Linked DNA regions of Mus musculus: regions 1, 2, 4, 5, 6 and 7 are each linked to region 3. The links are chromatin loops, found by intact Hi-C in ENCODE. Cell type or tissue: left cerebral cortex. All regions are shown on one strand. Region 1 has its middle 18 kb from the start of Gm36817. Region 2 has its middle 53 kb from the start of A530021J07Rik. Region 3 holds the start of Mex3b (mex3 RNA binding family member B). Region 4 has its middle 24 kb from the start of Gm36817. Region 5 has its middle 53 kb from the start of A530021J07Rik. Region 6 has its middle 3.2 kb from the start of A530021J07Rik. Region 7 overlaps A530021J07Rik (Riken cDNA A530021J07 gene).

The links. Hi-C counts contacts between places; a loop is a spot of excess contacts. Peaks named below come from ENCODE experiments on the same cell type or tissue, not always from the same donor. Only the 100,000 strongest peaks of a DNase experiment are listed, where the experiment ranks them.
Region 1: a loop joins it to region 3, with 2.6 times the contacts of the local background. A loop is called at or near these places in 4 of 42 quality-filtered maps.
Region 2: a loop joins it to region 3, with 9 times the contacts of the local background. A loop is called at or near these places in 5 of 42 quality-filtered maps.
Region 4: it touches region 3 in a loop (7-fold over the local background); 5 of 42 quality-filtered maps call a loop at or near these places.
Region 5: it touches region 3 in a loop (4-fold over the local background); 2 of 42 quality-filtered maps call a loop at or near these places.
Region 6: it touches region 3 in a loop (11-fold over the local background); 3 of 42 quality-filtered maps call a loop at or near these places.
Region 7: it touches region 3 in a loop (6-fold over the local background); 2 of 42 quality-filtered maps call a loop at or near these places.

Annotation. Positions count from the first base shown.
Region 1 is chr7:83,053,859-83,057,858 of GRCm38, reverse strand. No RefSeq gene overlaps it. Among named protein-coding and RNA genes, the nearest start is that of Gm36817, 18 kb to the right of the region's middle. In left cerebral cortex, no CTCF peak of the experiment used is centred here; DNase peaks (open chromatin) are centred at 1,227 and 1,543; H3K27ac peaks cover 934 bases.
Region 2 is chr7:83,199,899-83,203,898 of GRCm38, reverse strand. No RefSeq gene overlaps it. Among named protein-coding and RNA genes, the nearest start is that of A530021J07Rik, 53 kb to the right of the region's middle. In left cerebral cortex, a CTCF peak has its summit at 2,057; DNase peaks (open chromatin) are centred at 1,543 and 2,033; H3K4me3 peaks cover 287 bases; H3K27ac peaks cover 431 bases.
Region 3 is chr7:82,863,707-82,867,706 of GRCm38, reverse strand. It overlaps Mex3b (mex3 RNA binding family member B), which reads right to left and starts at 374. Exons shown (of 2, transcript NM_175366.3): 1 at 1-374. The coding sequence starts at 56. It overlaps Gm36584 (a long non-coding RNA gene), which reads left to right and starts at 411. Exons shown (of 5, transcript XR_003946820.1): 1 at 411-2,165; 2 at 3,848-4,000. In left cerebral cortex, CTCF peaks have their summits at 946 and 1,585 (motif pointing left); DNase peaks (open chromatin) are centred at 1,488, 2,465, 2,847, 3,175 and 2 more places; H3K4me3 peaks cover 2,695 bases; H3K27ac peaks cover 2,354 bases.
Region 4 is chr7:83,059,044-83,063,043 of GRCm38, reverse strand. No RefSeq gene overlaps it. Among named protein-coding and RNA genes, the nearest start is that of Gm36817, 24 kb to the right of the region's middle. In left cerebral cortex, no CTCF peak of the experiment used is centred here; DNase peaks (open chromatin) are centred at 1,323, 1,628 and 2,057; H3K27ac peaks cover 1,512 bases.
Region 5 is chr7:83,093,461-83,097,460 of GRCm38, reverse strand. No RefSeq gene overlaps it. Among named protein-coding and RNA genes, the nearest start is that of A530021J07Rik, 53 kb to the left of the region's middle. In left cerebral cortex, no CTCF peak of the experiment used is centred here; DNase peaks (open chromatin) are centred at 1,905 and 2,349.
Region 6 is chr7:83,143,228-83,147,227 of GRCm38, reverse strand. No RefSeq gene overlaps it. Among named protein-coding and RNA genes, the nearest start is that of A530021J07Rik, 3.2 kb to the left of the region's middle. In left cerebral cortex, a CTCF peak has its summit at 3,450; DNase peaks (open chromatin) are centred at 1,420 and 2,108; H3K27ac peaks cover 297 bases.
Region 7 is chr7:83,159,913-83,163,912 of GRCm38, reverse strand. All of the region lies in intron 4 of A530021J07Rik (Riken cDNA A530021J07 gene), which reads right to left. Among named protein-coding and RNA genes, the nearest start is that of A530021J07Rik, 13 kb to the right of the region's middle. In left cerebral cortex, no CTCF peak of the experiment used is centred here; DNase peaks (open chromatin) are centred at 845 and 2,491; H3K27ac peaks cover 1,453 bases.

The DNA of each region.
Region 1 (4,000 bases), 190 kb before region 3:
CTAGGGACTCAAACTCAGAACATGAGGTTTGGTGGCCAGCAGCTTAACCAGCTGAGTCATCTCAAAGACCCTGAGTTTTGCATTTGTTTAAGGTTGGGGTAAAAAAAATAAGACATAAGGACTTGCAGAAGAAACTTTACAGCCTGCACAGCCCCACATTCCTTCTCTCTGGCCCTCTACAGAGAAGGTTCTACCAACCACAGCCTAGATTGCAATTAGCACTCAACCGTGAGCATTGTTTTTAAGGCTGTGACTTGTGTTTAGGACGCTAACATTTTTGCCTTTTCTCAAAACCAAGGCTGGGCCTGGGGCAGCAGAGAGCATAATCTAGAATACAGGAGGCCAGAATTTCAGTCCACAAGAGGAGACTGCATTATATGGGTGGAATGTGAAGACACCACAGCCGGATGAGGAACACGGCTTTCAGGATCAACAAGGTCAAACTCTGATTCTCGGCCTCTCCATCATTGGGAGTGAGAGACTTTGGACAACTTGATGTAGTTCCAGGAGACAAATTTTTCTCTGTAAGAGAGGAAGCCATAATAAACTCAAAAGGTTGTGGTGAGGATTCAGTGCAAGTATACATATATTGCATAAACTGGTTTGGGTTTTTTGTTTTTGTAATTTATGGAGAGTTCTGTGCAGTTTTTACTCGTTAGACCTGCGTTGAAATGTCATTGAGAGTGACAAGAAGTCTGTCCGCACCCGTCTCCAGACCACTCACTGGCGATGGCTTCCTGTCTTTTGAATGAGTGTTTCTTGAGAATGCCCCCATGCTATTGCCCTCTAACCAGTGGTCCTCAACCTTCCTAATGCTGTGACCCTTTAATACGGTCCCCCAGGTTGTGGTGAACCCCCAACCATAAAATTATTTTCTTTGCTACTTCATAACTGTAATTTTGCGGCTGAGCAGTGACTCAGTTCCTAAGACCGTCAGAAATGTGTGTTTGCCTGCCGATGGCCGTCACCAACGGGTTGAGACGTGCTATCTCAGACACACTGAAGATGCTTCAGGAAAGGGGGCAGGGAAGAAGCATGAGACATGAATTACTTGTATTAGCCCTGCTTGCTGCCTCATCTAGTCACGTGACAAGTGATCTGTCTCCCCACAGGCTCGGGCCAGGCTGTAAGCGATAGCATGTGTGCATAGATATTTTTAAATCCTCTAGAAGACTTGGCAGGATACTCTGAAGACAGCTATTCAGACCCCTTTTTCTTCCACCTCCACCATCTGCCGCATGTGTACTTCAGCCTCAAAGTCGAAAGATGGAGAGTCAGTCCATTCTAAGCATTAGGTTTATATTTTGAGCAGGAAGAATGAGGAGAGAAGTGTTAAGACTCAAGAGCTTCTATCTTTAAAACAAACCCAAGTCACAGCCTCATGAGCCAGCTCCTGGACTCTAACACGATCAGTACTGTGCTAGAGTCAAGCAGACCGTTCCCTGCTCCTAATTGGTACTGAAAAACCCATATATTGCATTGAAGCAGATACTGGAGGACCCTGAAACATGAAGGACAGAGAGAGAAGCTAGGGACTGTGGGTTTTCTTTTGATCACATGGGCCATAGATATGAAGCTGAAAGAGTTGGCAGGAGAAATGCCAAGTGTGGGCAGAAAGCACCCACTTAAGTCAGTCCTCTCGAAATCCCAGAGACAGTCTCAGCTCTACTTCACCTAATATCACCAAAGGAGCAAAGTCCCTTCCCAACTCATATCAGCAAAGGCTGAGTGGAGAGCCTACTTATGGATCCTCAGGATTCAATGACAACCCTTACACACACACACACACACACACACACACACACACACTCACTACACATCTCAAGATTCAGTGCCACCCCGTGCACACACACACACACACACACACATACATACTCACTACACATCTCAGGATTCAGTGACACCCCTTGTACACACACTCACTTACACATCTCAGAATGGTATCACACTGATACCCCTTGCACACACACTCACTTACACATCTCAGAATGGTATCACACTGATACCCCTTGCACACACACTCACTAACACATCTCAGGGTTCAGTGCCATCCCTTGCACACACACACACACACTCACTTACACATCTCAGGATCAAGTGCCACCCCGTGCACACACACTCACTTACACATCTCAGAATGGTGTCACACTGGTACCCCTTGCACACACACTTACTTACACATCTCAGGATTCAGTGCCCTCTTGCACACACACTCACTAACACATATCAGGATTCAGTGCCATCCCTTGCACACACACACACACACACACACACACACACACACACTCACTCACTCACTAACACATCTCAGAATGGCATCACACTGGGCTACACAGGGAGTCTTAACCTCCACCCCTGCCAGTTGCTGCTGATCTTAATCCATACACATGAATAAAGACATCACAGGGAGGAACTCCACCTTTTCATAGGAGGGACCAGAAGCTCTTTGCTGGTGTCGTGAGGGTCATCCTCTGAACAAGGATGCCTACCTTCCCCAGGCTGCAGGAGAGCGCATTCACCCATCAACCTTTTCTAACACAGCAGGGCTTTAAAAATAATAATAATAAAACAAAACAATAACTAACAAACAAGCAAACAAACAGACAGACTAACAAACATACCAAGGTCTTCTGGGTTCTTATCATATGAAAATATCCAGGATTCAAACGAAAACCACATGCCTATCCAGAACCAAGAATATATCAAAAATGAATGTGAAAAGGGATCATTATATTCAAATACTGGGATGCAAGAGATGCTCTCAAAGTCTGAAAAGAGCTTAAGAAAATGATTTTTTAACACTTCAGTAAACAGTTATGTCAGTATATTCTTGAAACAAATGGAAAACAGCCTGAGTAACAGAAATAAAATGCCAGCACAATGCATCTAAGTAGCCAGCACTAGGTTATGGGCCATCTAATCTAAGAAAATATCATAGCTTTGGGCAGCTCAGGGAAGGCAAGGCAAAGACCTGGTTCTGGGGATAACTAACTAATGGTGCCCCCTAAGGAGCAACTTACAAAATGTTATTTTATTTTGATTTATTGAACCTTAGCTTTAGATATGTGAGTGAGTGAGTGAGTGTGTGTGTGTGTGTGTGTGTGTGTGTGTGTGTGTGTGTGTGTGTGTGTGGCTATCTTTCTGTCTTTGTGTGTTTGTGGTACATGGTGTGTATGTGTGAGCTTGCACACCAATGTACACATATGCTACTACATGAACACGGAGGTCAGAGGAAAGCACTGGGGGCCATCCTTTGCCTTTTACCCTGTTTGAGGCAGGGTCTCTTTGTTGTTCATTATTGCAGGTACCAGGAAGCAGGCCTTCAACCTATCAAGGGTTTTCCTGTCTCATCTTATCTCTCATAGGATTGCTAGAATTACAGATAGACACCACCACTCCATGCTTTATGGGGGTTCTGGGGATTTGAACTCAGCTCCTCAAGCTCGTGTGCCCAACACTTTATCCACTGAGCCATCTACCTAGTACATAGCCTTAGGTTCTCTAAACATCTTCTGATCCAGCTCTGCAGACTTTGTGGTAGAAGCCTGTGTGGCCTCTGATTGTGAAAATAGGCAAGAAGAAAATGAATGATGACTTAGAGTTGAGTGGTAACTAATAATTATTTTTAGATATAATATTTTAAAGAATGCTTTGATAATTTTATATATCCATACAACATATTTTAATCTTACTCACTCTCCACTCTTCCTAACTCCTCTGAGATTCACCTGCTTCTCTCATCCTCCCAACTTTATAGTCTCTGTTAGTTTTTAATAACCCTCCTAGTTCAGTTTGGGCTATCTATAAACTCATGAGTGCAAAGCCATCTACTGGAGCAAGGTCAACCAGGGAACATACTCTTAAAGGAAACTATGTCTCCCTTTGACAAGAAGCCATCAACAGCATCTCAGCTGGGAGAGTCAAGGAACTCAACATCTTGCTATGTGTCCAAAAAGCACTTTTTTCACTCTGGCTCTTCCTAACCTCTGGCTCTTACAAT
Region 2 (4,000 bases), 340 kb before region 3:
CTACTCTCAGATGTCACAGCCTGAATGGGCATAGAACCAAGCCACCGACCTAGTACAGAGTGCCAAAATGAATGGCCTAGCCTAGACACCGACCAGGTGGGAAGACTTCCACTGGGTAGGAAAATGAGGCTGGCAGAAATGCTAAAATCCTAAGGCACGATGCATGTGCTAGAAGTGGTGATTCCCAGGGCTGTGGCTGTAGGGCTCCCTGCAAGGAGAAAGGCAATTCCACGTTAATTTGGGGGGCTTGCAACCAGGTGTGCTTTGCGTTCACTTGCTTCGGGCTTTTATGGTCTCCCTTCTGCTTGGTACCATTTCATTAGGAGCCAGTGAGATGTATCTCAGCGTGGTGCAGAGAAACATCTCAGTGGAGCGCAGCTTGCCAGCATTTCTCCTTCCCTGGCGAGATTCAGGATCCCTAACAGTGGGTTTCTGATGCCTTGGAGGTGCCAATCTGTTTCCTGGATCTGCATGGACAACCTCAGTCCTCTCCTTGGTGAATTCTCTGATGTCTGGGCCGAGACTTTGCCCTTTTCATGACCATGGGAATAAGTTATCAACAGAGAAACAAGGAGCACCATCCTCCCAGTGAGGGACTATGGGTGCTCACTCTAGGGCTCCCTGGCCCTCCCGGTCTTTTGAGGCCAATAATTTTTCTTCCCACCCCATTTCAATCTCCTGATAGAAGACATTCTTTGTCATGGATAACTAGATGAACACAGAGCTCAAATGAACCACTAGCTGGGGGCTTTACAAGAGCATCCTTGGATGAAGCAGCCTTTGCAAGGCTTTCCAAGAGGGACTCACTTAGAGTGGCTTGTAAGGCATACATGCAAAACTAGGAGAGAGGCTGAATTTCACTTCTAAAAGGTCCCTCTTTTCCTGTTTCCTCCTTTAAACTATAAAGAGCTAGCCAGACAGATTTCCTTTGTCAAAGGAAGGCAGGCATTGTCTAGTCACAGAACTGCACCTAGATCTCTATTCACTCGGTAAACAGTCAGACTGATTTTTTGGGCATTTGGGATAAGAACTCAGTGTGAGTGTGGTATTATCTATATTGAAAAGAAACACTCTCCACTCCTTTGTATTTGTGTGACTGTCCAATTAAAAAGCACCCTCCAAGGCCAGGCAGATCATAACGAGCAGATGCAAGTGTTCAAATCCACATAACCCATGGAACTTGGGCACTGGCTCCTCAAATAACTGTGTGGTTTGGAACCATTTTGTTTTTCCAGTGTTGAACAATAAGCTGATTAATTCCCATTTTTCAAAGTCAGTTTCAAGCAGTAGTTTTTTTCTTCTTCTTCTTCTCCTCCTTTTTAACATCTACAGAAAACCTGGAAGGGAATACAAATTTCTTCCTGGAAAACACATCTCCCTTCCTGCCCTCCCTGCACCCTCTGATAAATAACATGAGCATGCAGTGATTTGCCAACAGCAGCTCCAGGCATGAAGCACAACATCTGCTAGCGAGACGCTGGAGAGACAGTGGAAGGCATGCTGGCTGCCTGCCCACCTTCAGACTCCAGATTTTTGCTGACAAGGCTGTCAATAAATGGGCAGATGGCATGGACTCTGCTGGCGGGAGAGTTCAGTTAACCTGACTCCAGACATTATCTCCAGTTCATGGTGCACTGGGCTGAGCCCTTCACTCGACCATTAAAGCTGTTCCTTGATGGAGCACAGAGAGCAAGACATAAGACTGGGAAGGAGGAGGCAAGCGCTCGCTTCCTTTAATTACATTAACTGAGTCTCTCCTGCAGTTGGCAGGCAGAGTGAGTGAGATTATTTAGCCCCTGTGACCACGGAAGTGGAGCGGGAGCATCCACACTGTATTTCATGCTGTTTAAACATGGGCATCCCATCCTCGGGAGCAGAGTACCTCCCTGGGGATAGAGTTTGGCATAAAATAAACACCCAGTAGGATGGATCTGGGGTCCTCCCTTGCAAGCAGGCAAGCTCTTGCATTGTCTTACAAGGACTGTCTGCAAACAAGCTGCAGCCAGTGTTCTTTACCCAGAAACAGCTCTGCTAACTGCAGAAACGTCCTCTAGTGGCGACTTGGGTAAAACACCCTCTGCCATCTGAGCATGCTTCAAACTTGTGGCAAGGGCAGTTTAATCTAAACTCATCAGACTAAGGAGCTGAGCACTGTGCTCTGAAGTCAGTTATTTAAGCAATCGGCCCTTTTTTCCATCTCTGCAGAAATCAGCTGCTGGAAGTAATACATGCATCAATGCTACACACCCGCATGGTATTGCAGAATTACAAAGTGACTTTGCATACTTTAACAGTGGTTTTTGACTGGGAGTGACTTTGCCCCCCCCCACCCCCCAACCCTATCCCTGGCCGGGGACAATGCCTGGAAACATACTAATGTCTCTAGGACAGAGAGCAGCAATGCTGCGGAGTGTCTCCACTGCACAGGCTTCACATTCACCCACAACAAAGAGCTCTTCCGACCAGAGTGTCAGCAGTGCCAGGGTTGAGAATCCTGCATCAGGACAAAGGAAATGAGTGAACATTTCTCACATCCCTTGAAAAGAAGAGCAAAGAAGGAGCAGCTGGTGGGCATGCAGAGGGGAAGCTGGGGATTTGCTCTTCGTGTCCCAGGTAGACTCACAACAGTGTCATTATTCCAAATGCTATTCACTAGTCAGGAAACAAGCAGCTCCCCAAGTTCTTACAGCTGTACTTCCATCAGATCTGAACAATGAAACATCGCATCCACGAAAGCCATTTTAGTCTAATTCATGTTTATTAAATGAGAATACCCACCTGGCGCCAAACTGGGACTGCAGAGGCTTCAGTGGAAGAGTGTTTTAAAACTGGTGCCTGGGTATTGTGGCTCATGCCTGTAATCCCGGCACTCAGAAGGCTAAGGCAAGAGAAGTGCCATGAGTTCCAGGTCAGTCTGGAGTACAGAATGATACTCTCTCACACAAGAAACACACACACACAGACATGCACACACACACTTATGCACAGGTACATGTTCACATATGCACAGGCACACATGCACGTGCACACACACATGTGAATGAAATCAAAAGATTAAATAAACCTAGCAATTAAAGTCTGGGACAGAAATCAGACTGGAGGGGTTGAGGGGGAATTAAGCTGAGCACAGAATATATGAGGGTAGGGGCTTAGGATTTAACAGATATGATCACATTTTCATTTGTCGTCTGTGGTTTGAGCAGCTTTGCATGTAACCACTAGTCTTAAAGGTATAGCACTCCTTTAAAGATATCGGTGAAGCTAAACACTGGCCTCTTTCTTGTTAGTTTTGTAGAACTGTGTATCCCTGCCCCCTGCCCCAAGAAATCATATGTTAAAGTGTAAGGCTGAATGCTGCCATCAGGATCAATGAGATATCCCAGTTTACACCTAATCATACTGAGTAGGTTGAGCCTCCAACCCCATGAGGCTGCTGTTTTTATCTAGAGAAGAAACTTAAACCCAGATTTCCACCCAAACAGATGTCAAGGCAAAGGTCAGAGTTTTGCCAACAAGGTCTTTGAATCCAGGAGACATGCACAAAGCAGATTACTTCTTGCACCCCTCTGAAGGCATCTACTTCCAGAACCGAGAGCCTAAATTCTGTCGAGGAAGTCATCTGGGATTTGTTTTGGGCTGTGATGACAGAGTTCTAGTTAACCAGTAAAGATGAGGTGAACACTAGAACAAGGCAGGGGCAGACAAATGATCCTTACTAGAGTTTTCTTTCCCAACTGATGCCTGCAAACTACTACTTCTTCAGAGCAGGCAACTCAGAGGATCCACCTTGGGCTCAAAGGCCGGCATCCCTCCATCTAACAGGAAGCAGGAGCGAGGTAAGTGATTAATTAATTAAGAACATACATTTCATTATGCCCCTGAGCCCACCTTTCAGGAATTCCTGATGTATAGCTGGGAGACACTCTCCTTTCTAAACCAGCATGAGAGGTGGGTAATGAGGGTGATACTTCTACTATTTTGGGGAAACCTGGTATTTCCA
Region 3 (4,000 bases):
CCCCCGCCGCCGCCGCTGCCGTTGCGCTCCAGGTCTGCAAACAGCGAGCTGGGCATCGCTCCGCCGTGCGCGCCGCGCCCCAGCCGGCTCTCTGCTCGGCAGCTAGAAGGTGCAGCCACAAAGGCAGCCGGGAAGCCGGCAGTCAGGGGCGGGGAGGCCGGTCGGCTGCGGAGGGCTCCGTGGCTCGTTTTTCGGCGCTCGGAGGAGTGGGTCTCTGCGTGCAATCCGCACCGGGCAGTGGCTGCAAGAGCCCCCGCCTGGGTCCCCACCCCAGATCTGCTGGCGGTTGGGGTGGGGGCAGAGCTCGAGCGGCGGCCGCGCGTGCCCCCCGAGTGCCCGGCTGGCTGGCCACAATGCCGAGCGCAAAGCGAACAGGCGAGCGACAGCAGCGTTTCTTTAAGGAGCCCCTCCCCGGCTCCTCCACTCCCTCCCTCCCTCCCTCCCGCCCGCCCTCACTCAGCGCTTTTTCCTCCTCTCCTACCCGCCTCTTGACTGAGCCTCTGCAGCCAGACGGCTCCGGAGGGGGACGAGGGAGGCGCAACGTCACCGGCGGGAGCTGACACTACAATGCTACTGACACTATCGCTGGGGGAGGCGATTGGCGCGCGCCAGGCCGGGGGCGGGCGGAGGCCGGGGCTGAGAGAGCGGAGCCAGCGCCACCCCCATCGAGCTCGCCGCAGCCCGCCCCGGCCTCCTCCCGGCCGCGCCCCTCCCCCGCCGCCGCCGCGAACGCCTCTCTTTGTTGTCTAATGCGGGACCGGCTGGCTCGGGACATTTATATGTACCTATCAGCCGAGGACAACCACTGTCCTCAAGTCTCTTTCCTCTCCAGGTTGAGAAGAAAAGGCGCCCAACTGTGATGCCAGCCGCCAAGCTCCAAAGAGCGGTCCTTCTAAAGTCCCGTTACTGCCCCCAAATAAAGCATCCCTGGAGCCGACGCGACCACTAGGTGGACGGTATACTGTACAAGGTATCTGTACCACAGGGCGGCCCAACCCTGGGACGCGGAACCAAAGGCTCGAGATCCTGGGCCCCATTGGTATTGTGACTGCTGGGCGCGAGCTGCCCACCTGCGCGGGAGCGCACGCCACACAAAAGACACGCCCGCCCACACTGCCACTCGCGCGCGCGCTCACATTTCCGTCCCCTTGGGTAGCACTTTGCCCAAGTGGCCCTGAAAGAACGAATGCCAAAACCAGAAACCGGTTGCAGAAAGGGCCCGACCCGCACCGCTGCAGGTGACCTCTAGGGTCCCGCACATGCCTGGCGCGCGGACTGAGACCCCGCGGGCTCCCACACGCGCACGAGCGCCGCGCGCCCACTGCCGGGACGCCAGCCCTACACTGCCCGGGAACAGTGAGGGCGTGCGCGCCCGCCGCTCCCAGGCCCGCCCCTCCCTGCGGTCAGGCATGCGCAGTGCCTGAGAGGAGCCCAGAGCGCGCCGGCCCCGCCCTCCGCCCAGCCCGGCCCCGCCGGGAGGTGTGTGGTCGGGCCTGGCGCTCTTTGTGCGCTTCTCGGGTTGGGGGAGGCGGCGGAGGAAGGGTGCGACAGGACTAGCGGGCGGCCAAGGCGAACTGCGCCCCCTCCTGGCTTCTCCACCGATAGCCTCCGAGCGCAAGCGAAAAGAAAGGAGGTTTTGAGGGGCGGGCCGGGGCGGGGTTCGGGCCTCGGCGCATCTCCCTCCTGCGAGAGGAGGACGCCCCTTCCCTGCTCAAAGCGCATCCGCTTCTCCGTCCTTTGTTCCCGGAGCCCGCCTGTTTATCCGCGCCCCTGCGCCCTGCAGGCTAGTAGTCCAGGCTTTCCCTAATCCTGTTAAGGTCTGCCGGGAGAGACGCCTCCTGGTGATTCCGAGGCGACTTGTGTACACCGCAGACTGGTTTACTGGAGAACCCCTTCCCCGCTGGGGGCGACCCTGGGGACCTGGGGCAGATCTGAGGGACCCAGAAAAAAGGGATCACCCCGCACCTCGGCTTTTATCCACAATACCTCCCCTGCCCAATGCCTGGGTGGTTAAAAGTGACAATGGTTGGCAGTGCACTTGGGAGCGGACTGTTCTGCCAGCGCCTGCACTTCCAAGCGTGCGAAGGTGATCCCAAGCTCCAAACTCACCTGGAGCTGTCTCGGGGCAGAGGTGCTGATTATTTCCCTAGGGAAATGAGGCTGAGGTGCGGCTTTACTGTGGCTATTTCCTCAGGATGTTTACGTCAGCTTCCCCAAGCTGGCTGTGTTTTTCTTCAAAGAATCAGTTCTATAAGGGGCGGGAGTGGACGGGGTGGGGGTGGGGGTAAGAAAATGGTGGTGCAGAGAGAGTTCGCTGACCAGTAGAGAATTCCTGCTTATGAACTCGGAGTCAAATTGGTTTGTGAATGAGGAAGGAGTGCACTTGAGGACCCTAAACTAGGTACTGGAGCAAAAGCGCCCTGCCTAGAAAGAGTAATGAAAGAGCATTCATGACGGCAAGAAGCAAAAGAGAGCCTGGCCGCGAGGCCCCTGCCTGTCATCTGAGAGGGTGAGGGAGGGCAGGGATTTCAACCAATTCCAGGACAGCCTGGGCTATATAGTGAGTTTTGGACCAGTCTGGGTTACAACGTGATATCCTGATTTTTAAACGTTAACAAAAGAGGCAGTTCTGAAAAGCCCGTTTTCACCTTGCAAGCACAACATGTTAGCTTCCTTTTGGGGTCCACTGCTGTTCCTTTAAAACGAACACGAAACTGATTGTGTACGTGTAACTGGGATGGAGGGTCCCTCAGGAAACTTGCTGCAGGGAGCTTGCCCATAGATTTTTTGCAAGCCTGCCATAACTCTATTCCCCCTGGAACCTGCTTGTAATAAGATTTCAGATGAGTTGCTCCTGAAAATTTGGAGGATTTGGCTCTTCAGGAAGTCCCTGGGGACCCTGTCTCATTAGCAGGAAGGTGAATGCAATGCTTCACCAAGGTGACATGTTTAATGTCACTCTTCCCTGCTGGATGAAAGCAGGAACGGCACCTGCTTATAACTATGAAAGGTGGATGAAATCACACATTTTGCCCCACATGAAAGAAAGGTGGAAACTCTGACCTTAGCAATTCATGACCATCTAGACAGGTCCAGGTAGGTCCAGACAAAGAGCCTGTTTGGTGAAAGCTGTGAAAATCAGTGTTCTGAAGACACTGTATTGAATACATCCCTGAGAGCGTTGCACGATGATTGATGTGCTAGAAATTATGTCTGACAACGCCAGACTCCATTTCCAGCTGGACTTTTTGTGTCTGTGCCGACTATGAAAAGGCCAGTACCCATCTTCCGGTGGGCTGTCTTAACCGGAGACCAGGACAAAGGGAACTCATGTATGTGTGGATGACAAGCTGCTGGCTGGTGCCTTCCTACCAGCCACCACCCTTCTCTGCTTGCATGCAATGGAGCATCTGGAATGCTTTCAGACCCTTGAATATATTTCTAGAAATAATTCTAGAAATAATAATTTCTAGAAATAATTTAATAATAAAAAAATGAAATAATTTCATTTTCAATTAATGTCTTATAAGACACCATACAACTTGCAAGGCCTGCTTCTGGTTTTAAATACATACCCTAATCCCATAGTTTCTGTTTGTTTGTTTGTTTTGTTTTGTTTTGTTTAGATTGTTCCAGGCTCCTATTGGACCCAAGAGCTTAACTATTTTCCTGATACAGGACCCCATACCCCCAAGGGCTTTTTCATGCAGCCATATTATGTTTATTATTATAAGAGAAGAGTGTGCAGAAAATGGGCCGTCAAGGAGCATTTCAGCTGCTATAAATTATGAAAGGTTCAAGTTATCTCCTGAAAGCAAACAGTAACACAGCCTGTTTTCCTTTCCAGAGGTCTGCAAAGCTGTTTTGCACACATCTTGCAGACTGAATACATGGCAGGAGGAATTCAAATCTCCACGTGAAAGAAAGCTAGCTCACTTCAATCCGTGTGCCTGAGCTCGAGTAAAGCATTGGTACAAAAATGATTGAGATGGTGAGGGAA
Region 4 (4,000 bases), 200 kb before region 3:
AGGTAGGTTACCCCACAAGATAGGGGAAACCTCAACTATAGGCTCCAGATGTTGCCTGATAGCATTGTTAGCCCTTCCAGCGGTGGAGGAGAGGGTTTTGCTAATACATCCCAAAGGACTTATCTGTTTATTTGGATGTTGAGCCTGGCACAGAGGTGGACAAAGAATGGCTCCATGAGGGACGAAAGGTACCACAGAGAGACTCTAATTAGGCTCTTCACCTTGCAACATTTAAAAGGTGAAACTCTCCAAGTCTGGGGAGTTTCAATCAGCCTTTGTAGATATAGCTTCTTTTCAGGAATTCTAGTTCATGTTTGGTTGACTGATTGATTGATGATTGACTTAGTTGGGTACACTCATGGAACAGACGATGTACAAGTTAGAGGACAACCTGTGGGAACTGGTTCCCTCCTTCCAACATGTGGGTCCCAGGGATTGAACTCTTATGTTCTGGATTGCCAGAAAGTTCCTTTGCCCATTGAACTATTTGGCCAGCCTAAGAGACGGTATTATAAAAGCACAAAGCTTAGCAATTGTATCAACATGATCAAAACAAGGCCTATTACTGTCATAGCACACGCACCTGCACAAGCTCAACTTATCCCAACACCTTTGAAACCATCTTGCAGGTTCTTTTCAAAGTACCCACAGTCCTTGGGTTCAGTCTCCTGCCCCTCAACACTGCAAATGTGTATGTGTGTGCATGTGCATTTACTTGCACTCTGGTGGAAAGGATTATTAACCAAACCATTGTTAAACAGCCAAAATATAGACTGCATGCTTCTTCCTCTTTCTACTTCCCCTAACACAGAGCCGTAGCCTGTGGCAAAGTCTCCCCACACTAATCCACAAACATCATAAAACGACACCCTACTTGTTCCAAGGCATGCACAACAAATTTCAGAAGGATCCGAAGAAGGTCTCGCAGTTACTTACAGATTGCCCACCACACTATCATGTGCCTGGTGCCACCTTATTCCTGTCTCCTGCAACATCAGTCAGTATCTGTTGCATGACCCCAGGAACTCATTCAGCAAATAGGACTGCCTGAGGAAGAATGGTCTCGCCATTGGTTCTCCATTCTTGTGACTGTTCATGGCCAATGTCTTGCAGTTTTTACTAAACCAGCAGTTTTGAGGCTTACCAATGGCCTTGCACATTTACTGTAGTGCTTAGATATGATTACAGTTAGGCCTGGGCTAGGAGACAAATCCAAGGGAAAATACAGCAGATTTGGCTCAGAACAGCCCTTCCTCCCTGGTGACTCAGTGTTTGCAATTTAGCCAAGATTATTTTCTTTCTTTCTCTCAATCTGATTCTCTTCTATTACAGTGGATGCCTTCTGGGGGAGATGGAGGCTGGACGACACAACTACGGACAATCATGTTGTTACTTTTCTGAGTAGTTCTGAAGCCCGAGGACTGGACAGCTGCGCTTGCCTGGCTCATTCATGATCATTATCATCAACAACTTTTTGTTTTAAAATTAGGCTCCAAAGAGCCTATTTTAATGAATTGTTTAGGGTTGCAGTCGTGGTCTGAAGGTATTTAAAATACCTCTTGTGGGAAGAACAAATGTTTCTGAAACCCAAAATAGACAAATTGCACTGGCCTACTTTATACCAAGTCCTAACAAGGCACCAAGGATGAAAAACTTCCCCGTTTCCTTCCAGTCTTCACCAGAAATAGGAAAGTGTTGAAGTTTGCTTTGCAGTGTTCAGCCAGTCAAGGGACGACTTTCTTGAATTGTCACCTAGGGCAGCTGGCACCCAGGGCAGCTCCAAATTTTCTACACCCCACCCCCATCCCCTGCAAAGAAGGGGTAGGAGGAGACTGTAAATGATCTTTGTGCTCAAAGCTTATAAATTTACCATTGGGGAAAAAAAAGAAAAAAAATGTATCTTTGTGGGTAGGATCAATGGGTTTCCTAATGAAAAGCACGTTGCACTGCCTACCCCTAACGAGATCCCTGGGAGAGCTGGGAGCAGCCGGCCTGAGGTCTGCACAGCTTTCAAACCTAACTGCTTCCAGGTGCCCAAGGATAAGACTTGAGCTAGGCTAGTGTTCTTTTCAACCTTCTGCGGAGCTGTCTTTGTTCCTATGAGTGTAAAGTTTCCCCTCATTCCCCTTTTTATGACCACAGGTTTCTGGGTTGCCTAACACCCAATACAAGAGCACCAAAGGGCTTCGTTTCATTGTTTTGCTGGGTTTTATTGACTACATGTTTTATTCAGCTCATGCTTGCTGGGAAGAGAGGCAGTAACAGCTTACTTACACCACTCCAGTGTCTCCTTTTCTCAAGTGCCCAGCAGACTTTCATTACATCCACATGTAGATGAGAAGAGGAGGAGGAGGAGCAGGAGGAGGAGGGAGGAAGAGGAAGAAGAAGGCGAAAGGAAAGAGGAAGAAGGGGGAGGGGAAGGGGAAGAAATAGAAGGAGCAGGGTCCTTGATAAAAGTGTCAAAGCATGACCCTGTTCCTTCCTAGAGGGATCCTTGAATGTCAAGGGCTTTGCAAAGAGCAGCGATTTGTTCCCGCTGTGGGCCTGGAAGTAATGCCCCACCCCTCATTCCACACCCCTACTCCCACTCCTCACCCCATCTCTTCCTCTTTGGAGAGACTCCAAGGAAAATTTCTTATTTGCAAACTGAGGCCTCAGGAAAGTGCTTCATGATGTAGCAAGCCTCAAGGTATTCATCCAGCCTGCCAGTTTAATGGCTGACACCTCAGCAAAGACAGTATCTGGGTCTGATCTGGCAGGCCTCAGTTCATTTGTCAGAAACTGTAGAAGCTGGAGCTTCAAATCAGAGAGACTTCGGATCAAATCCCAGCTCCAGTCTCTCCTTGGTACTGTGAACAAGTTTCTTTTTTGTTTGTTTAATTGTTTGTTTTGTTTTTTTGTTTTTGTTTTTGTTTTTTTGTTTTTGAGACAGGGTTTCTCTGTATAGCCCTGGCTGTTCCAGAACTCACTTTGTAGACCAGGCTGCCCTCGAACTCAGAAATCTGCCTGCCTCTGTCTCCTGAGTGCTAGGATTTTAATCCTTTAGGCATGTGCCACCACTCCCAGCGTAAACAAGTCTCTTAATTTATCTGAGTTTCCATTTTCTGGGCCATACATAAACTGGGAAGGAAGGCACTGGCTGGATGGTTGCTGTGAATCTACTACAAGATCATCACAGAATAGTATAAGGATGCTTAGACGCACACCAGTTGGTAGCATGCTACATTTGTTTACATATTTGTCCTAATTACATTCCTATTGTTGTGATAAACACTGTGACCAAAAACAATTTGTGGAGGGGTAGGTATTTCAGCTTACAATGTATAGTTCATGATGTAGGGAAGTCAGGGCAGAAACTCATGGCAGGAACCTGGAGAAAGGGATTGGAGGATGAATTGAATGGAAGACCATTGCTTATTGACTTGCTCCCAAAATTTGCAAAGCCTGCTTTCTTAAATCTAGAGCTACTTACCCAGTATTATCCACGATGTCGAGGGCCCTCCCACATCCATCATTAATCAAGATAAAGCCACAGATACTTGCCGAGAGGCCAATCTCAGTCTTACAGAAACATTTTCTCAATTGAGATTTCCTCTTTCCAGAGTCCTCTAGTTTGTGTCAAGTTGACCAAAAGATTAAAAAGTAAAAATTTCACCAACACACATAGTCATGAAGCACCCCTCAATGCTTGCTCATCAATACCGCCACTTTTTATTAGCATAAGTCAATTGTGCAAAATAATGAGTCTATGATATTATTGTCATTTGTTGCATTGAACATGCACCAGAAGTTTTACAACATTTTCATGTTGCTTTATGGGTCATAATATTCAACTGATTAAAGGTACCATGATGTTTTAGCCATTTCTTCATTATGCTACATTTCAAATGTCCTTTACACCTATGTAAAAAATGATTAATCCTTGAGTTAGATGATTCAGTGAGGGCCTGGAATATCAAAAGCTTCAAGACCTGACTCAGTGCCTATCCCTGATACGATT
Region 5 (4,000 bases), 230 kb before region 3:
CAGATCAAAGTGCAGGGACTGGTTCGGATGCTCCAAGTATGCCTGGTCTCAACTAAGACTAAAGCCATTTTCATCTCATAGCAAAGGACAAAGTGAAGAGGGCAATCCATTTAACCACTAAGCCACTGAACTGCCCAGACTAAAGTCATCTGAAATTTTATTTTGCTGGTAAATTCAAGGTGCAACATGAGTGCTGAGTGTTTCACGACAGCATCTTAATTAGCCTGATCATTCTATTCTTCAACTTTCAGGTTGATCTGTTTTAATTTGGCTAATGAATAATTATTGAGGCAGTATGTGGTATGTTCACTTGGCAAATTCTTTGGCTATCTTTCCCTTTCCAAAATTATTTCTTATCTTTCTTTAAGAAAAAAAATGTATTTCTAAAGATGGTCATCAGAGCTCCTTAAATGTAAAACACATTTTATTTCTTTTGTTTTCATTCTTTTCCCATTTTCCCTTTTCCTTAAGTCTTAGCATGATTCCTGTTAAAGGTCTCAGTGTTTCAATTTCCCATTCTCCAGCAAGAAGATCGTGTTCCTGGGAATACACTTACTGCAGAGTAAATCACCATGCATCTCAGGAGGATGCATTGCTCTTTCTGTGGTCTGTCTCTTTGTGGAAGACTCTCGTCAAGCGGTCTAAGTCCCTTTTTTGCCTCAGTGTGCAAGTCTACCCATCTCAGATCTCAACTTTCTCAACAACTATTTAAGACACAAAAAGAAGGTGGCGAAGGGGAGAGTTTGTTTGGGCAGCAAGCTAACAATGATGCTTTTGAAAACCAAACACATAACACAAAGGGCATAGCATCCAGGTAAGAACATCCAGGTAAGGGACAAATGGCAGCATCCCTGACCCAGCCCACAAGAGCAGGTGTGGTCTAGCCTCAGCCAACACTCCAATGTTGATTTCATTTTCTCCAGAAACATGCAAAACTGAGTTTTTATATAAAGTTGCCACAATATTAAATGTTGGTTGCTGGGGTCTATATTTTATATGTATATGTATGTATTTGTGCATACATATACATACCTGTTCATACATGTACGTGTGTTTGCATATGTGTTTGGAGGCCACATGTTAACTTTGGCTGTTGTTCCTCATGACGTTGACCACTCTGCATATTAAGTCAGGGTCTCTCACAGGCTTGACACTCACCAACTAGGCTGGGCTGCTTGTCCAGCAAACCCCAAGGATCGTCTCGTGTCTACCTCCTTAGCATTAGGATTATAAGCCAGACCCATGGTTTTTGTTTTTTTGTTTTTTTTTTTTTTTTGGATGTTTGTTTGTTTGTTTTTGCTTTGTTTTTGTTGGGGTGGGGATAGGGGTGGAGGCTGAGCTATTTTTCTTGAATTGAATTCAAGTCCTCTTGTTTACACAGCTAGCACTTACCAACTGAGCTACGCTCACAGATGTGCTATTGTATATTTTAATACGGTATGAGCCAGGCATAAAGGTCTTCTCCAGCCCCAAAGCAGCCTGTAGCACAAATGGTTGCTACTTCTTAGCTGGAAGAAAGCGAGGCCCACTCCTGCCCCAAGTGTCTGCACATGTGGCCTCCTCCAAGCTTCACACACACACACACACACACACACACACACACACACACACACACACAGTGGGAAACCCCTCACCACACAAGTAACAAGCACACAGGAGGCGCCAAATGTCAGCAGAACAGGTGTTTCTCCCTTAGATGCAACCCAAACCCATGCTCCCACCCCATCTCCCAGGCTCTCACACCCTAGGGAACTGTCACATGACATGTTGTCTTTTGTTGAGGACTTCACCAGACATTCTGCTCTGTGACACAACTCCAAGCTAAAACTGTTCTTCTCTGGTCCCTTCTCAGGCCACACATGGCGCTGGCAGCTCTCCTTCCATGATGAGTTATTTTAATGTCCAACATTCTCAACAGATGGGCACACTGACACCAAAACCAAACAGCTCTTCCTTCTTTTCTGAACTCCCAGCATTGAGTTTGAGACCTGTCTCATACAGAGTTTGCATGCCATTGAATTGGCCGAGAAGAAACACAGAACCTACCTGGTCTGCATTTTGGGATCTATTTTAAAATGCAGTTTGTTTGAGGGTTTTTTTTTATCATTTTATCATTTTTATCATTTTTTTTATCATTTCTCCCAGACCAGGAGATGGCTACTGTAGTCAGATCCCAAGAGGACAGACAAGCCCTGACCCCAGGAAAGGATTTGTAGGAGAGCACCAGGTTAGACAGAAGGTACAGTATGAGAAGAATTTTAGGGCAGGGCTTTACTGTGGTTACCACAGGAACCGATGGTAGTGCATGCAAGGGGCGGATGCTTTGAGTCAGTCCATCTGGGCTTTGGAGCCTGGGAGGAGGAGGGAGGCTCCATCTGCCTGGTGCCTGGTTCTGGGGAGCTGGGGGCAGGCAGTAGCCAGAGAGTAAGAGCATCGTCAGAAGGTGACTGGGTACTGGTTCTGGATTGATTGCTTAGCACATGAAAGAAGATGCTTGCTGCTTTAAGGAACTGGCTTATCCTGAGAAAGCTAATCTTCTCAGGGTCCCAGCAAGGCAGGCCCTAACGTACAAAACATGTCAAAACTACAGAATGAAAAGCCATAATTGGAGCTGGAGATGTACCTCAGTTGACAGAATGTTTGCCTAGCATGCGCAAACCCCTGGGTCCAATCCCTGGCAGCTCATAAACCAGCTGTAATGGTGCTGGCCAGAAATCACAGTCCACAGGAAGGTTAGGAATTCAAAGTCGACCTTTGTGAGTGATGAGTTTGAGGCCAGCCTAGAACATGAAACTAAGACTCAAATTGAAATAAATAAATAGGGCACGGTCAATATCCAGCACATACCCACACACTCGAGAGTATACAGGCAGCGCAAATTAGACTCACTGGGTTTTTAAAAAGAGAAAATAAAGTGGGGTGGTTATATATGTAATCATGTAGGCAAACCTGTTGATAGATAAGAGTTTCTGGGGGCCAATACTTGACTAGAGAAAAGAGTGATTTTATAGAAAGGATGGAGTATGCAGGAAGCAGACATCTGACACCACAAGAGGAAAGGAACAGAGGACAGAGGGGCTCCCTTCTTCCCAGGCTGATGCCCCGGCAGAGATGACATGACCAGTGTCCTCAGCTGATGTGTCAATACTGGGTTCCTTTTTCCTTAAAACCACAGGAAAGGGGTTACGCCGTCTTTATTCCTCAGCTCACGGAGCCTCTCATGCAGGTCAGGCAGGCTGGTAGACTCTGAACCACCTCTGTCTCTCAACTACACTCATACATTTTCAGTGGCTGTCACCACAGTGACCCAGACATGACACCAGCCCCACCTCTAATTTCCCCAGACCCCAACAGGCGACAACAGCTGTTGCATGCGAGCACAAGTCAGCGTGGCAAAGGATTTGTGAAGAGACAGATGACCCGCCCACACAGAAGCGACCAGAAATCCCTGCTCACTGGCAGCTTTAATGCCCAGCCCTGCCCTGCCTTTCACCTCTGAATGCCTAGTGTTCAGCCACATGCACACAGGACCCACAATGCCTTAGCCATTTCTTCATTACACGAGTGTGATTCCCAAGCTTTTTTTTTCATGAGCCTCATCACATTTTACTTTTTTTTCTTTGTTTTGTTTCCTCTCTCTTTTGTAACAGGGTCTCCTTTAACACAGAAGACCTGGCCTAGAACTCCTAATCCTCCTGCCTCAGCCTCCCTGATGCTGAATTTAAAGGCATTTCCACTACTCCTGGACGCATGTCTTTTCCTAATCCCCCTTCTCAGTCCACACCGATCCTCCCCTCCACCCAGAACGAGGCTCCACAAACCTCAAGCACACTCTCGCCTCTCTTGCTCCCTTCTCAGATTGAGCCACTATCCACTCATGCACACTAGGTGAGTGCCCCCTTGCCAGCAACTCCCCGCAGCCATGCTTTTCTCTTTGTGGGAGAGACTATGGCCTGCCATCCTAACAGGTGACAGCTTTTAAGACTAAATAGCTGAGGCT
Region 6 (4,000 bases), 280 kb before region 3:
AATTCAAGTACATGTCCTAAAAAATGGCGAGAGTTCCAGGGAGTATAACATGGAGTAGCGGGATCCTTGGTGAACGTAATATGAAGACGCTGACCAAATGGCCTTGGCTTTCGGAAGGGAACTAGGAATGGATCAAATTCTAATCATTACAAAGGCAAACATGATTCAAAAATGTTGGAGAAGCCTGAGACACTGTGATCCCTCAGTAACTACTCAATAGGTATTTCCAGGCTAACACATCTTGCATGGGTGTTTGGAGTAGTTTCTTAGATACTTCTCTCAATAATCAGCTACATCTCCTACCTGTTTCCAACTCCCATAGGCCCAGCCAGAATTCTTTTCCTAAAATATAGATTCTGGATTCATTATTCACTGTTGAGAATGTGTCCTTATCATGCCCAGGGTAAATATAAAAACATCAGTCTGCCACTGAAGCCTCGGGATAATGTGGAGCCACCCTACTTTCTAGTCTAGTCTCTCTTGCATCTCATTCATGCCAATCACTTTAGAGTGACTGCCCTGGGGTTGGGGAGAGACTTGGAAAATGCAAAAGCAGCTTCCATGGATTGGTATCCTGTGTCCATCACATTCCCTCGCTGTGTGACCTTACTACTGTCACATTACTAATATAAGCCCATTCCATACACTGAAGATGACATCTCTCTCAGGATGTTGTTACAGGATTAAGTGAGCTAATGTGACAAAACACATAGTGAGTATTACTGATTCCATGGCACGTGCTCTCGTGCCTGAGGGAGTGTCCCCTTGCTCTCTGCTGAACATCTTCCCACTCTGCCCATCTCACACCAAGATTACCACCTCTTTGAAGTTCTCCATTCTCTTATTTTCATATGAGCCAAGGTAAAATTAATCACTGCCTTTGTGCTCCTGGGAGATTCATTTGGTCCCAATTAGAGCAATATTAGCATTGTGTTTGAAGTAATTCTTTACCACAGCTTTCCAAGCACAAAGCAGTAGTAGGCTTGTCCTTTTGCTAAGGGCCACGGGCTAATTCAAGCTTTGCAGCCTTTGATGTACAAATAATGAAAAGAGAGGGTGCGTTCTTAATCAGAAATAAAGAAACATCACTTGCTACATCTTCAAGGAAAAAAAAAACCATGCTTTTTCACTGATAATAAAAAGCCCAATTACTGTCTTCTTTAAACCATCTACATCTCAAGGGTTTAGACAGTGCTTGTGACAGGTCATTTTTCAATAAAGATCTTCTAATCAGGTGGGATGGAACAAAGTCATCTTCCTGGGGATAAAGCTGTCCCCATCCACCACCCAAGTTTCATTACCGCAAAGTACATCTATTTTGAAAGAAAATTCTAAAGTGAACTTCTCATAATATGAACAGCTAAGATGCATTTTAATGAGCAGCAGAAAGCTTATAATATCTCACGGTACTAGCCGGCAATATGTCCCTTTTCTTGCCAGTAATATTTTCAATGAGGAAAGCATCTACAAGTATTTCTAGCTCCCTTCATGTTATTAAAAGTACCCTTGTAACCTAGCAACCACCAAGATACAGATATTAAAACAGACACTTCATGATATATTCCAGTACTTTGCCATCCATAGCATAAACGTCTACATTCTAATAATTACTCGCTCCTTATTTATGGGAATAATTCAATGCCATTTCCCCCCACTGTCTTTTGCAAACCCCCTTCCCCTTCCCTTAATATTTTGACCTATCTGCTCAGAGGTAAAGTAAGGGGAAGATGAAGTCAGCTCAAAAACAAGCAAGAGTGGAAGGGTGTGTCCTAGCGGGTCAGGAGAAAGTGGTTAGGAAGCTCAGCCCACCCAGTCTGACCATAGCCCCTGGGCCTTGTCCTTTAGACATGATCAGACTGTTCTCTTTGCAGTGGACAGGCACCTCATTGGTTGAAAGCTTTACATCATGTTGCAGTCACTGAGGCCACTGTGATGAATGCCTTCTGTCTTCTTGCAGTCTCATAATCTCTCCATTGAGGCATCAGAAGCTGGCTAAAGCTGTCACGTGACCAACTGTAGACCAATGCAACAAATCTGTGCGCTTTTATGTGCACAGGGTGGAAGGGCTGGTGCCCTGGCTTGAGGTAGGCAGAAGAGAGTGATGGGAGTGGAGTTAAGGTAAGCTGAAGGGAAGAAGAATATCACCTCCTAGGGGCTGCGGTCATTAGAGACACTGATGGAAACAAATCCTTCCAGGACAGGATGGTGTCTCCATGGGCACAGTGCTTGCCGTGAAAGCATGAAGGCTTGGGTTTGGATCCGCAGCTCCCGTGTGGATCACGAAGCTGAGTGTGGTGGTAACAGCATGTATTGACAAGCCCAGCACTCAGCAGATGAAGAAAGAAGGGTCCCTGGAGCTTACTGGCCACCAACTCAATGAACTCCAGGTTCAGTGAGAAACTCTGTCCTCCAAAATAAGGTAGAAAGAGAGACTGGGGAAGAGACCCAATGTTGATCACTGACCTCTGCATTTTCTCACATGTGCATACCTGCATACACTACTACTGCACACATATGAAAGAATCTCATTTTAGTTTAGTTTACTTTAATTAAACTCTTTCCACCACACGTGTCCAGGGTACTGGGGAATAAAACACAAGTTTAATAGCTAGAAGAAACTCTAAACTTGAAAATCAGGGGCCCAGGAGATGTCTTAGAGTATAAAGGTGCTTGCCACCAAACCTCATGACCTGAGTTTGATCCCTGTGTCCCACATGGTGCAAGGAGAGGAGTAAGTTAAGACTCTCAAAATTCATTCTCTGACTTCCACAAGTGTTTCACAGCACTAGCACATCAACACACACACATGCACACGCACATGCACAGACACACAAATGCAGGTACACACTCACATATCGCACACATACACACACATAAATAAAGTTTTTTAAAAAGAAGAAGATCACAGTTGTGATGAGATTAACAAAAGAAGGAACGTGAAGAATAGAGAAAAAGGAAGTGCTTAACTCTAAGCCTCAGGCAGGATGACTTCTAAGGGGAGGCGGTGTGTTATGGTGATAATGAATAAAGATGATTGATGTTATCAGCAAATACACTGTCTTCTGGTTCCTGTTTTCTGTGCAGCTAATGAAGATAAACTTAAAGAAGTATACAGAGCCTAAAAGGAGCTGTGAGTGTGACGCTGCTACTAAAGCTAACAGGCAGTGTTGCTTCCAGCACCTCTGCAGTAAGAGTCTAACTCCTGCTTCACTCCAGAAGCCACAGGTTAAAAAGCAAACAATAACAAATTATAAAGTTTCAGGAGATGGAAGACCTCGGAGGTCCCCATGCAGGCAGTGTCTCAGAAGTGACTCAGAGGCTTGGAGGGCAGGGGATGGAGGTGAAGAACGATCATTCCTGAATATGCATATGACCCCTTTCCAAAAACCATCACATCTACTGGATTACAATATCAGTGGCACATCTTGGCCACTGGGTGCCTTTGTGACTTCCAAATGAAGTCATAAGGAGACTCTCCCCAATCCACTCCTGCAGGCACTTCAGTCCCTAGTGGTGAACTGGGCACAGAATTCACTTAAGGTTTCCATGTTTGTGTTGCTTCCATGTTTGTGTTTCTTCCTCCTAAGCAGATTCCCTTGCCTGTTCTCTTTCTTAGCTCTCTCTCTCTCTCTCTCTCTCTCTCTCTCTCTCTCTCTCTCTCTCTCTCTGTGTGTGTGTGTGTGTGTGTGTCTGTGTCTCTCTCCATGTCTCTCTCTGTCTCTCTGTCTCTCTCTCTCTCTCTGTGTGTCTCTGTGTCTCTCTCTCTGTCTGTCTCTCTCCGTCTCTCTCTGTTTCTCTCTGTCTCTCTCTGTCTCTGTCTCTCTGTCTCTGTCTGTCTGTCTGTCTCTCTCTCTCTTTCTCTCTCTCTCTCTCCTGTTCCACATCCTTGAGCTGGAGGAGAAGATGGACCAAGAGTAGTGGTGAACAGCCCAGCTGAGACTTAAGAGGAGGCAGTCACAGTATGGGGCATGACTTTCCCATAAGCCTTTCCACCCTGTGA
Region 7 (4,000 bases), 300 kb before region 3:
TTGAGCTTTGTTAACCCTGTAAGCTCAGCCCCCAGTGACACATTTCCTCCGACCAAGCCACACCCATTCCAATAAGGCCAAACCTTCTAATTCTTCTAATTCTTCTCAAGTAGTTCCACTCCCTAGTAACTAAGCACTCAAATATATGAGCCTATGGGCAGCATTCCTATTCAAAACACCACACAGAGGTTTTAAAAGGAGTTATGGGACTGGCAAAACATACCTGTATGTCTGCAAGGGTGTTCTCAGGGAGAACTGACCCATGAGACAGTGACTGAGACAGGAAATGTCCTGGTTAGCTTTAACTGTCAGCTTGACACAATCTACAGTCTTCTGAGAAGGAAGACTCATTTAAGGGGTTGCTAAGATCAGATTGGTCTGTGAGCATTTTTGCAGGAGATTCTTTTAATTGTAACTGCTATAGAAAGGCCCAGCCCACTGTGAGCAGCACTATTCCCTAGGCAGGAAACACTAGACTGTATATAACACAAACAAGCAACAACAACAAAACTTGGTTAAGCATGAGCCTCTGAGTGAGCCAGCGTGCAGAATTCCTCCATGCTTTCTGCTTCGCGTTCCTATTGAGCTCCTGTCCAGACTTCCCTCAGTGATGAACCATAGCCTGTAAAATACAATAAACCCTTTCCTCCCTCTGCTCCTTTTGGTCAGTGCTTTTATCACAGAAACAGAAATGAAGCAAGAACAGAAATGTTCTCCTTCAGTGTGGGATGCATCTTCCGACAGGCAGCAGGCAGCTCAGATAAAAAGAAGTCTGAGAAAAAGCAGTCTGCTTGTCTGCCAGTCCTTTCTTCCTGAGAGAGCATGTCTACCACAGCTGCCATCACCCATAGGCATCACACTCCGGCTCCGTGGGCCTTTCAGTGGGCATTGTGAAAATTCTTTCATATACTACATCCTGACAGCAGTTTCCCCTCCCTCCTCTCCTTCCAGTCCCTCCTCTCCACTCCCTTCTCCCCAGATCCACTCCTCTTTCCTGTCCCTTAAAAAAAGTTCAGGCCTCCCAGGGATAGCATAGCAACAGAACTTGGCATATCAAGTTAGGAGTTATGGAAACAAACTGTGGAGCAGAGACTGAAGGAAAGGAAATCCAGAGACTGCCCTACCTGGGGATTCATCCCATACACAATCACCAAACCCAGACTCTATTGTGGATGCCAATAAGTGCTTGCTGACAAGAGCCTGATATAGCTGTGCATGAGAGACTCTGCCAGGGCCTGGCAAATACAGAAGTGGATGCTCACAGCCATCCATTGGACGGAGCAGAGGGTTCCCAATGAAGGAGCTAGAGAAAGGACCCAAGGATCTGACAGGGTTTGCAGCCCCATAGGAGGAACATCAATATGAACTAGCCAGTACCCCCAGAGCTCCCAGGGACTAAACCACCAACCAAAGAATACACATGGTAGGACCCATGGCTCTAGTTGCATATGTAGCAGAGGATGGCCTAGTTGGTCATCAATGGGAGGAGAGGCCCTTGGTCCTGTGAAGGCTCTAAGCCCCAGTGTAGGGGAATGCCAGGGCCAGGAAGTGGGAGTGGGTGGGTTGGTGAGCAGGGGAAGGGAGAAGGGGATAGAGCCAGACTACCAGGGGGGATTGGAATACTACTCCATAATAGAGGTGGGAAATTTGTCTGGAGTGCAGCTCTAGCAGAGGCAGCTGCTAGTATTACCATCCCCATGACGAAGGTCCATGGGAAACTACAATACAATCTTACATGGTGGCAAATGGCTCAGGATCTACAGGAATGAAGATAGGGTCACCTCCTTCAGGAGCTTCAGGAATAAATGTAGGGTCACCTCCATCAGGTAAAAAAATCATGATCTGCCGCTACCTTGGCAACCCTGACTGTACTTAGGAATCACTTTTGGGCACTCAGTGCCAAGTGTGTTCCTGAAGTCTTTCCAATTTTCATAAGTCATTTCCTACTCAGAGACAAAGCTGAGTCTCCAGGGTTTGCTGCGAAGAACAGGTGAAAAAATGTGCCTTGTGCCCTCATCTCCCTACAGAAATGACTAGAGAGGTCAGGTGCCCTGACCAAGCTGCTCTGTTGCCACTGTTCTTTTGTGCAGCACGGAGGTGTTTCACCGGAAGGTATATGCTCTCTGAAGGCTCACGATGTCTGCCAAACAATCAATGCTGATATTTACGAGCACCGAACCTGCCAGGCATCTCCTCAGTGCTTACTGTGTCCAGTAGGTCACCATTTCTGGGAAGGTATACCCTAATAGCCTCCCTCTGCAGAGGAAGAAAGAGGCCTCACGTCATTAAGATCTCTGTCCTGTGTGCCAGATAGTTCTGACTCCAGACACTGTGCAGCGAACTGATGACAAGAGGAGGGGAAAGGAGCTCACCAACTTCCATGGGGAGATAACGTGTTTTTACACAGTGCTCCCTGGAGGAAGAAAAGGCTTTGCTTTTGTGGCCTTCATCTGGATTCACAGCTTCTGCTCAGTAAGGGAGGTGGGTGTGTGGGTTTGAAGAAGCAGGTCTCCACTTTGCTCCAGAAAAAAATGACTCACCAAAGCAGTGAGACTTAGAAAGCTAGGCACCCACACCAAATGGCCCTGATGAAATGTTCTAGAATCTGGAGCTGATATTTTCCAACTCTAGATGTTATTAGGCTAGGCATTGTTGTGTTCCTTGTTTTTAGTGGAGAAGGAAGGCAGATACCAGCTCTGGAGGAGAGGATGAAGGTGGAGACAGAGAAGCAAAGTCGAAAACTGTTGGATATTATGTTACTTTTCTCCTACTCTGTATCAAATACCAGACAACATAAGAAAGATTCCATTTGATTCCTGGTTTCAGGAGGTGTCAGTTCATAGTGGTAGGGAAACTATAGAGAGACCAGCTCTGTCCATAATGGTGGTGCTATAGTTGCATCTATTCACATTGTGACAGACAAGAAACCAGAGAAGAGCCAGGACCAGGGGTTATAGGTTACCTTCAAAAGCATCTCCCTAGTGTCGTGCTTCAACCAACTTCAGAAAGTTCCACATTTTCTATAGTATCACCACCAGCCGGAGAATAAGTGACCAAAATAGGAGCCAATGGGTGACATTTCAGATTCAAAATATAATTCAGCCCCTACCCCCCAGTAATTATGATCATCTGATAATGCAAAACCTATTTACTCTAACTTCAAAAATATCCTTACTCTTAACAATTATAATATTGTTCAACAGGCCAAAGTTCAGAGTCCCTTCAGACATTCAAGCCAAACTCATCTATATGCATCTGTAAACAAAAATACATAAATCTAATATACAGTGGCACACAGCACTCCTTTCCATTCCAAAAGGGAAGAAAGGAGGCATATAAGGAAGTGTGGAGCCAGCTGGTCCCTCCAGACTGGACACAATCATCACTATTCTGAAGCTGCACAGCTGTTAAAATGTGTATAAGACACTCAAGACATCAAGCCCATTAATATTTTCCCAGGGAGGGAGGGAGTGGCTCACAAGACTCATGAGATTCACGAGGCTTGTGAGATTCTCCCAAGGTCTTCACCAGACTGTCTTCAATCAAGACATCTGTGAGGACTTGTATTCCTTCATGGAGGTAATGGAGAGAGACACAAATAATAAGGCTTCCTCTCTCCTCAAGGTTCCAATTGTAGGCGGTGGTTCTGATGCTAAGGCCCTGTTCCCCCAATTGGTTCTTTTTTTTTAATTGGATAATTTCTTTATTTACATTTCAAATGTTATCCCCTTTCCCGGTTTCCCTCCCTCCCGGAAACACCCTATTACATCCTCCCTCCCCCTGTTTCTATGAAGGTGTTCCACCACCCACCCACCCTCTCCCACCTCTCTGCCCTTGATTCCCCTACACCGGGACATTTTTTGAGCTTTCATCAGATAAGGAGCTCTCCTCCCATTGATGCATGACAAGGCCATCCTCTGCTACATATGCAGCTGGAGCCATGTGTACTCCTTTGTTGATGGATTAGTCCCTGAAAGTTCTGGGGGCTCGGGTTGGTTGA